Regions from separate parts of the Homo sapiens genome. Here region 1 is linked to region 2. The links are chromatin loops, found by intact Hi-C in ENCODE. Cell type or tissue: MCF 10A. All regions are shown on one strand. Links, peaks and the distances in the headings refer to the core of each region. The heading gives the core; the rest is flanking DNA. Region 1 overlaps ZBTB7C (zinc finger and BTB domain containing 7C). Region 2 has its middle 160 kb from the start of SMAD2.

The links. A loop is a pair of places that touch in the nucleus more often than their neighbours do. Peaks named below come from ENCODE experiments on the same cell type or tissue, not always from the same donor. Only the 100,000 strongest peaks of a DNase experiment are listed, where the experiment ranks them.
Region 1: a loop joins it to region 2, with 12 times the contacts of the local background. A loop is called at or near these places in 3 of 110 quality-filtered maps.

Annotation. Positions count from the first base shown.
Region 1 is chr18:48,343,498-48,347,881 of GRCh38, forward strand. All of the region lies in intron 1 of ZBTB7C (zinc finger and BTB domain containing 7C), which reads right to left. LOC124904352 (a long non-coding RNA gene) reads left to right here. Exons shown (of 3, transcript XR_007066457.1): 2 at 19-118. Among named protein-coding and RNA genes, the nearest start is that of ZBTB7C, 64 kb to the right of the region's middle. In MCF 10A, for the core only: a CTCF peak has its summit at 2,312; a DNase peak (open chromatin) is centred at 2,324.
Region 2 is chr18:47,770,988-47,775,371 of GRCh38, forward strand. No RefSeq gene overlaps it. Among named protein-coding and RNA genes, the nearest start is that of SMAD2, 160 kb to the right of the region's middle. In MCF 10A, for the core only: a CTCF peak has its summit at 1,841 (motif pointing right); a DNase peak (open chromatin) is centred at 1,834.

The sequences.
Region 1 (4,384 bases), core at 178-4,177, 570 kb after region 2:
TCTTCCTCCTATATTTAGCCCACACTCTGGAGGCCGCATTGCTGGCTGGTTAAGAAATGTGGGCTCTGGAATCAGGTTTGTATCCCAGCTCCACCACCTATCAGCTGTGTGACCTTGGGTAAGCAACTTAATTTCTCTGTGCCCTGGCTTCTTCATCTATGAAACAGGAGTGGGTCGGGAGTGGTGGATGTGCTGCCCACGCCCACACTCCTTCCCCTAATAGCCTGTTGGGCTCCCAGTTTTCAATCTGCATCATCTGCGGATCTGGATTTTGGAACTTCCTTAACAGGCCCCCTCCTCTCTCCCAACCTCTCTAAACTTCCTGGCCCACAGCTGCCTGCCACCTGCAGATTGTTCCACTGGCCTATCCCCTTCCCTCTGCACTCCCTCCCCCGCCTGCTTTGGTCTTTACTCAGCAGGCTATGCACCTGGCTAGGAGTGGGGCTTCTACCCTGGAGCCATGGGGATGTGTGTTTTATTTATTTATTTATTTAAATTTATTTTTGAGATGGAGTCTGGCTCTGTCACCTAGGCTGGAGTGCAGTGGCACGATCTCGGCTCACTGCAACCTCCACCTCCCAGGTTCAAGCTATTCTCCTGCCTCGGCCTTCCGAGTAGCTGGATTGCAGGCACACACCTCCACACCCGGCTAATTTTTGTATTTTTAGTAGAGACGGGGTTTCACCTTGTTGGCCAGGCTGGTCTTGAACTCCTGACCTCAAGTGATCCACCCACCTCAGCCTCCCAAAGTGATGGGATTATAGGCGTGAGCCACCACACGTGGCCGGGAAGTGTGTTTTAAATCAGTGCTTGTCAAACTTCTACGTGCTTATGAATCACCTGGGATCTTGTCACAATGCAGGTGCTGTTCAGTAGGTCCCAGGTGGAGTCAAGATCCTGCATTGCTAACAAGCTCCCAGGGGATGCCCATGCCACTGGTCTGGGATCACCTTCTGATTAGCCAGGCTGCAGAGTGGAGGACGTCCTGGCACGTGTATGGTGAGGGGAAGGGGAAAGGGGGAAAAAAAGGGAGACAGGGACAAGGCCAGCCAGTTATCCAAAACAGAGAAGGAGTAGAATTTAGACAAAGATGGTATAATGGAGATCAAGTGTGGATTCAAGAGACAAAGAGGAAAAGTAGGAGAACGCTTTATGAAATTATGACATTAGCCAACCAATAAAAATAATGCTTATTGAGATAATGCAGCAACACAGAAGAATGCTTATAGCATATTAACTCAAAAAGCAGACTACCAATTATATGGATACTATGTCTTCAACGCCGCCAAATGCAGGTTTAGGAAAGCTGATAAGTCATGAGGACCATGAAGGTTGTGCTGTGGTAATGTAACGACATGTGTTTTTATTTATTTGTCATTCTCTGGATTTTCTGGAAGAAGTTGTGTCATTTTTGTAATTTAAAATTTATCTTCTATATACTCTCTGATGTCCACTCCTCAAAATCACCAGTTATTCTTTGTTATGGAGGTTTTCTGTATTTTAAGCACAAACTGCCATTGTTGCAAAGGCTGCAAAATGGTGCATTAAATCTTCTCAGTCAAACCCAAAAATAAAGCAACCCAGATTCTGTTTTTCCTCTAAGCCAAGGGTCCAGCGCTTTGGAAGGCTGGTGCTATCACCTCTCACTATAGCAACAGGAAGACCTTGGTAACCCCGAGCTTACAGTTATTAAGGGTAAAAATAGGAAGTCTGTGGATAGCTGTTCAGTAAGAAGCTGCAGTAGGTGTGCACTGGACAGGCTGGGTTTGGAGCCCTTTCTTGCAGGAAATAGAAAGCAAAAATCAGACTCCAGGAGCTGGTTCCTGCAGGATTACTAGGAGTGCTTGGCATTTTCTTCTTTGTTTCCTATTTCAGGGCTATCAGCTACCTTTCAAACTGGTTTCTGACATGCGTAGAGGTGGACTCTTCTAGAACAGCAGCCTCAGAATTCACTTAGGAATTGGGCATGTTCACCCGACTCCCAAATGCCCAACCCCCAAGGTGCCCTGCGCACTTCTGTTGTGCTTTCCTGGCATACCAGCACCGCCCCCCACACCCCCAGACCTCCATCCCACTCTGTCTCTTCAGCATGCTCCTGGGCGGGTATTTCAGGAGTATATTTCTGTCTCTTCAGCATGCTCCTTGGCAGGTATTTCAGGTCCCCCAGTGTCCCAACAAGGCCTTGGCTCCGACCTCTGGGAGGCTGGAGAGGGTCCCAGCCCCAGTCTGGCTGATCCTGCCTGAGGTGCAGTGTCTGGCCCCAGCCCTGCTGCCCAGTTCCTGGATCCATTTTGCACTCTGGCAAACCAAGTGCAAGGCCCAGCTCTGCTGCCATCTGGCTGTGGGAACTTGGGCAAATCATTTCCCATCTCTGAACCTCAATTACATGATCTATAAAAATGTTAAAATGGGTTTATGGGATCTCTTGGTCCTATCTGGCTCTCATACTCTATGATGCCCATGGAAATAACCATTTATCTAGTAATACAGGTGAGATATTTCACATACAACGATTTTCTAGACAACTGAACAACTGAACATTGCCCCACTAAGCAACAAAATGTGTTTGATTTTTAAACCTACTGCATAAAGTATTCTTTTAATGTTTACATGCTTCTCTTCCTCACCATGTTGGCCAGGCTGGTCTCAAACTCCTGACCTCAAGTGATCGGCAAATGACACAAACCCTAAAATGTGTGTACTTTCTGCCCCAGCTTCACCCCACAAAGCACTTGAAGGGCTGAGATGCTGAACATGACTGAACCTTGTCTTGCTGACCCTCTGCCACCAGCACAAGGCTCTTTGCCATGCTGAGCATTTGTCTCTGTCTCTCTGCTTTTCTTCTTCTATCCACCCCTTCCTCATAGTCAGTCTCCCATGAGTCATGCCCTGGTTGAGAACACCTGCCTCAAGCCGCTTCCTGTACCTCTAATGCAGAACATGGGTTCCCCCAAGGCTGGGCAACCCAGGGTTCTGAGTGAGGGTGGGGGCAGGGGTGTTCTTGGAAATAAGGTGCCAGGCTTTAGCCATTTTTGCTAACCAGAGGCCCTTTTACCTGACTTTGCCATCTGTGTCTGTGTTCTGGATAGGAGAGGTTGCTTGCAGGCTGGTCTCTGGGTAAGCAGAGTGTCACTGGGCGCTGCTTCCTTCTGTCTCAATGGCTGGTTTCCCCAGAGCGGGGCTAACAGACCATCAGAGGAGCTGACCAACCACGGAGGCCAGATGAGAAAGTGAAATCAGATTTAGAATTTCACTCCAACTCTACATCCCTAGCATCATCACCCTTTTCTTTTTCCTTTTTTTTTTTAGATGGAGTCTTGCTCTGTTGCCAGGCTGGAGTGCACTGGTGGGATCTTGGGTCACTGCAACCTCTGCCTCCCGGGTTTAAGTGATTCTCCTGCCTCAGCCTTCTGAGTAGCTGGGATTACAGGCACGCGCCACCACACCTGGCTAATTTTTGTATTTTTAGTAGAGATGGGTTTTCACCATGTTGGTCAGGCTGGTCTCGAGCTCCTGACCTCATGATCCACAAGCCTCAGCCTCCCAAAGTGCTGGGATTACAGGCATGAGCCACCACGCTGGGCCAGCATCACCCTTTTCTATAGAGTGATTCCCAGTTTTTGTTTGTTTTTTTTTTTTTTTTTTTTTTTTGAGACGGAGTCTCGCTCTGTTACCCAGGCTCACGGCAACTTCCTCCTCCTGGATTCAAGCCATTCTCCTGCCACGGCCTCCCAAGTAGCTGGGACTACAGGCACGCACCACCATGCCCTCAAGCTCCTGACCTCAAGTGATCGGCCTCCCAAAGTGCTGGGATTATAGGCGTGAGCCACCACTCCCAGCCGTGATCCCCAAATTTCAATATGCTCTTGCCTGTTGCTTTTTCCCATAAAAGATACCATAATTCCTCAGTTGAGGCTTTCTTTTCCCTGCTTCCCCTAGGAAGCCCTCCAGAGGCAGGAGGTTAGAGGCAGGCTTCCTCAGACGCAGAACTGACTGGCAGAGCAACACGTGTGCACCCACTCCCTCCTCTCCCCGTCAAGCAGCATGAATCCTCACCCTGCTGCCTCTGCCTTGGGCCCCTGGGCACACCAGCTTCCACCAAGGCTTCACATGCTATGGGGTGGGCAGCCTCTTCCCTTACCTGACCCAGCCAACCTCTGCTTTCTCACCAACCCTACCAAGATTCCACTGGAACATCTGAACTCCCTGCTCAGGGATGGAACCAGCAAAGAGCCTGGAGGTTGTGGTCACAAAAGAGAATTGGAGTTTTCCAGCAGGGAGGTAGGCCATTCTGAGAGATGTTAATACCTATGAAAAGGCCAGGCTCCAGCCACATGGAAGGGAGGTTCTGGGGATGAAACACCGAAGTCACCTTGAGACCAGG
Region 2 (4,384 bases), core at 290-4,289:
CTTAAGCTTGATGCACAGTAGATGTATATTCATTTTATTTTTTCTTTATATCTTTTATATGCGCATGTGTATAATGTTCTTTAAAATGTATTCAAAATTCAATAACTCTTTAAAATTTACTGAAAGCCTGATAGTATATCCCTTTTTTGACCCAGAGAAAAAGTACAATGAATGGAGCCACGAAAAGAAAGGCCTTTCCCCCCAGGATTGCCATGAACTTCACACAAACTCACAGCATCCTGCACAGTCAAGTCTCCACTGAGACAGCTCGACCAAGACACAGAACTCATGAACACTGCAGCCAGGAGACCCACTCATGCTGGGACTCGAGGCAGAACCAAGGAATCCTTGCTCCTTTGTGTCTTTCTGGGGAACCTGGTAGCTGTCTGTCCTCCTCTGAACATCTCAGAATTCTTGTCCAGGTAAGAAATTTCCCAACAATTCTATTTCTGACCAGGATACTATGTGATAGGATCTGTTTCTCATTCAACACATTTTTGTAAGCACCTATCATGTGCCAGGCTGTGGGCTAAATGCTTGGGTTACCATAGTGAAATGTGATGTTACCATAGTGAAATGTGACAAACGGGGTCTTACCTTTAGATGCCCAGAGCCTAAGAGGGCTACCGACAAGCAAATGGGAAAATACAATGGAGAGTGTCAAATGCAATGAGCATGTGAGTTCCACGTACCAGGGAGGAAGACGGGGGAAGGTTCCCAAACTCAGAGTGGCCATTAGGGATGCTTGCCAGAGGAAGTGGCAACTAAGCTGGGAAGACAAAGGGCTCTGTAATACCATCCTCCCAGCTTCAACCTGACTTACATTCAGTAACATGTCATGGACCCATCACTTGATGGTCAAACCTTCCGTGGCTTCTATTGCATATTCAGCCTCCAACACCCAGTGGGATGCTGAGCCCCATTGCTTTACACTCTGATGTGGGAACTGGGGCCTTCCTTTTTGTTATCCCAAAGCAGCTGCCTTCCAACCTCAGGGAGGATGGTACAGGGAGCACCCCTGTTGAGGAGGCGGCCTCAGCTTCCTGCCCTGCTCTGCCCCAGGCCCAAGGCAGTTGGTCTGGTCCTATGGGTCCACTGCACATGGAGGGTGGAAGGAACTAGAAAGCAGGACTCTCACCCTTCCCCCTGGACTCCACCCACCAGAAGCATGCTGAGCTAAATGCAGGTTCTTGACCCCAGGCAGCCCAAGCGGGGGTGTCAGGGGAGGAGGCAAGGAGGCTGGGGAAGGTGGGAGTGTTTATCTTCAGTGGGACTTCCAGTGGAAAGACTGGATCCAAATCCGTCTAGCTGTGTAGGCTTAGGCAAATCACATCACCTACATGGGCCTCACTGTCCTTATCTGTGAATTGGACTCAGACAGGACCTGCCTCTCCCGATGGAAGTAGGGTGAAGGCGTTGATTTGAGGGAAGCCTTCTGAGATGTACAAAGCTCTGCCTTTATTCTGGCCAGGGTTCCTTAGGTCTTCTACCCCTAGTTAAGGCAAAACTTCCTCCCTCCCAAACCAAGGCCACTCTTGCCACACCCTCTACCCAGACCAGACCAGGGCTAACATGGTTCCTGACTCTCAACTCCCATGCAGCCTCCTGAGGGGGCTCAGAAGCCAAGTGCAGAGTGAACGAGGAGAAGGAATGTGACCTGCCAGGGTTTCCCTTCCATATTTGGACCAGAACCATTCTCCATCTCTTGGGAGGGAAGGCAGCTGCACCCAGATTCCAAAAACTCCTCCCAGAGCCTTTCCTAGGGCTTGTCCAGACAGGAAGTCGGCCCAGGGGTTTTCCAATTGCCCAAAGGTGCTATGCACCCCACCACCAGAAGGCGGCGCCCAGGAATCAGCCACTGCCTGTGTCTCCACTCCGTGGCTCCTAACAAAGCTCTTAACTCCTAAGTGCAGAGGCTGAAGCAGGAAGGACCTCGAGGGAGATCATCCACGCCAGCCTCCTTAAAGTTTTGAAAGTCACAGGCTCCTTTGAGAAACCGATGAAAACTACTGACCCTCTCCCTGGAAGAATGCCTCGGCACAGCCGCTCACTATGGTCACACAGATTCAGAACACCCTTGGACCCCCCAGACACACCGCCCAAGGATGCCCTAGGATTTCTTGTAATCCCGCCCAGGAAGCTTGCCCCATCAGCTACCCCCTCAAGGCCTAGAGGCTAAATCAGGCCCAGCACCTCTGCTCCCTGTGGTCAGCCCACGCCTGTGTTTATCCTGGTGATACCAGTCAACGGCTTCAGCAAAGGAGGCTGAAAGAAAGCCAAGGTCATCTTGTTCGAAGACAGGGGTTTATAAAAGTTGGTGGGAGTGGGTACTTCGCGACTTGGAGGATTATGAACTGACTGATTGTCTAGGAGCCTCAAACCTGGAATTAAAAAAAAAAAAATCATGCCGGGGGCAGTGGCTCATGCCTGTAATCCCATCACTTTGGTTAGGCCAAGGCAGGAGGATCACTTAAGGTCAGGAGTTCGAAACCAGCCTGGCCAACCACATCTCTACTAAAAATACAAACATTAGATAGGCATGGTGGCGTGTGCTTGTACTTCCAGCACCTCGGGAGGCTGAGGCAGGAGAATTGCTTGAACCCAGGAGGCAGAGGCTGCAATGAGCCAAGATTGCACCACTGCACTCCAGCCTGGGCGACAGGGTGAGACCCTGTCATTAAAAAAAAAAAAAAAAAAAAAAATCAATAACTAATGCTCTTTTACCCAAAAGGAATCAGGGAGAGAGGGTGGCATTGGAGAGGGAGGGAGCAGGGGGAGGCAGGACTTAGGACGCAGGAGAGACTGCCCCCTTCTCTGCGCCCTGTGGGCTGCTCTGAAGGTCTCGGGGAGCCCATGCACTTTGCACAACAGGTCACAAGGCATTGATTTCTGGGGTAGCGGAATTACCCCTAACAAGACTGTAAACTAACAGTCCAGGAGAAGAAATAAAAGGGCACAAATGAAATGCTGAGAGAATCATGGACTGACAGAAGTGAAGGAGGACCAGTAGAAACAGAGGTCTCAGTCACCTTGCCCACATTCTCCCTGAACCTTCCATGTCAGCCAGCCTGGTCCAGGCCTGGGCTCATCAGCTGTTGTGCCCTGAATGCTGCTGTGGGGCAGGTTCTAGGAGGGTTAGGGGTGTGCTGATGACGATCACGTCCTTGTCCTTCAAGAGCTCCCAACTGAGCTGTCAAGCCAGACACTATGTAAATAACTGCCAGGTGAGCTGCACTGAGGAAAGGAGCTCTTCCAGCTGGGGTGGTCAGTAAAGTCATCACAGAGGGATGGGACTTGAGGAAATGGGGTCCCCAAGGTTGGTAGGTGAGATGACATAAACAATGGCACAGAGGCCAGCAGGCACGAGCTGGAGGCAGCAACACAGAACATGGGCCACTTCCACACCACCCCCGCCCTAGGGTATCTTCCTGCCATCAAACCTCAGTTTCATTGCGATCCACATCTTCCATTCTCCCCACTCCCCCTAGCCACCAATACTTCTCACAAACGTGGAAGCCCTCTATTCTAGAACACCGGAGAAGTGAGCACTCCCACATTACACTCATTCCATAAATGCTTTATGTGCATCTCCCATGTGCCAGGCACTATTCAAGGCCCTGTCTGAGGCTTAAGAGACACAGCAGTGAAAAGGAAAACAATGTCTTGCCCTCATTTGTCCTGGCAAAGAGCTTCTTAGAGTTAGATCTCTGTTCCCAAACCCCTCCCAGGCTCCCACCCTCCTCATTTTATTATCTTGCACTGTATCTCTTGGAAATGGACCCAAAGACCCAAGAGTGGTTCTGCCAATACAGAGGACGATGGGGCTGTCAGCCTGTCTAGGTCTCTAACCGTTTGGTTAATGCTGCTGATAAAGGTAGGAACTAGGTCTTGTTTTAAATATTGATCATAAATACTCCGGTCTCCAAATATGAAGGCACAAAGGCTCATATTTTCACTGTAAGTAACAGAACCCCAACTCAAACTAGCTTCACCACAAGTGAAAATTGTTTATAAGAAACTAAGTGCAGTCACTTTGGGAGGCCAAGGTGGTGGATCACCTGAGGTCGGGAGTTCAAGACCAGCCTGGACAATGGTCTTTAGTAGAGACCAGCCTGGCCCTGTCTCTACTAAAAATACAAAAAATTAGCCAGGCACAGTGGCAGGCGCCTGTAATCCCAGCTACTTGGGAGACTGAGGCAGGATAATCACTTCAACCCAGGAGGTGGAGGTTGCACAGTGAGCTGAGATCCCACCACTGCATCCAGCCTGGGCAAGACAGAGAAAGACTCTATCTCAAAACAAAAAACAAACAAACAAACAAAACAAAAACAATCTAAGTGCAAGGATGAGCTGGGGTTCAGAAACAACTGGAATTGGGGTCCAC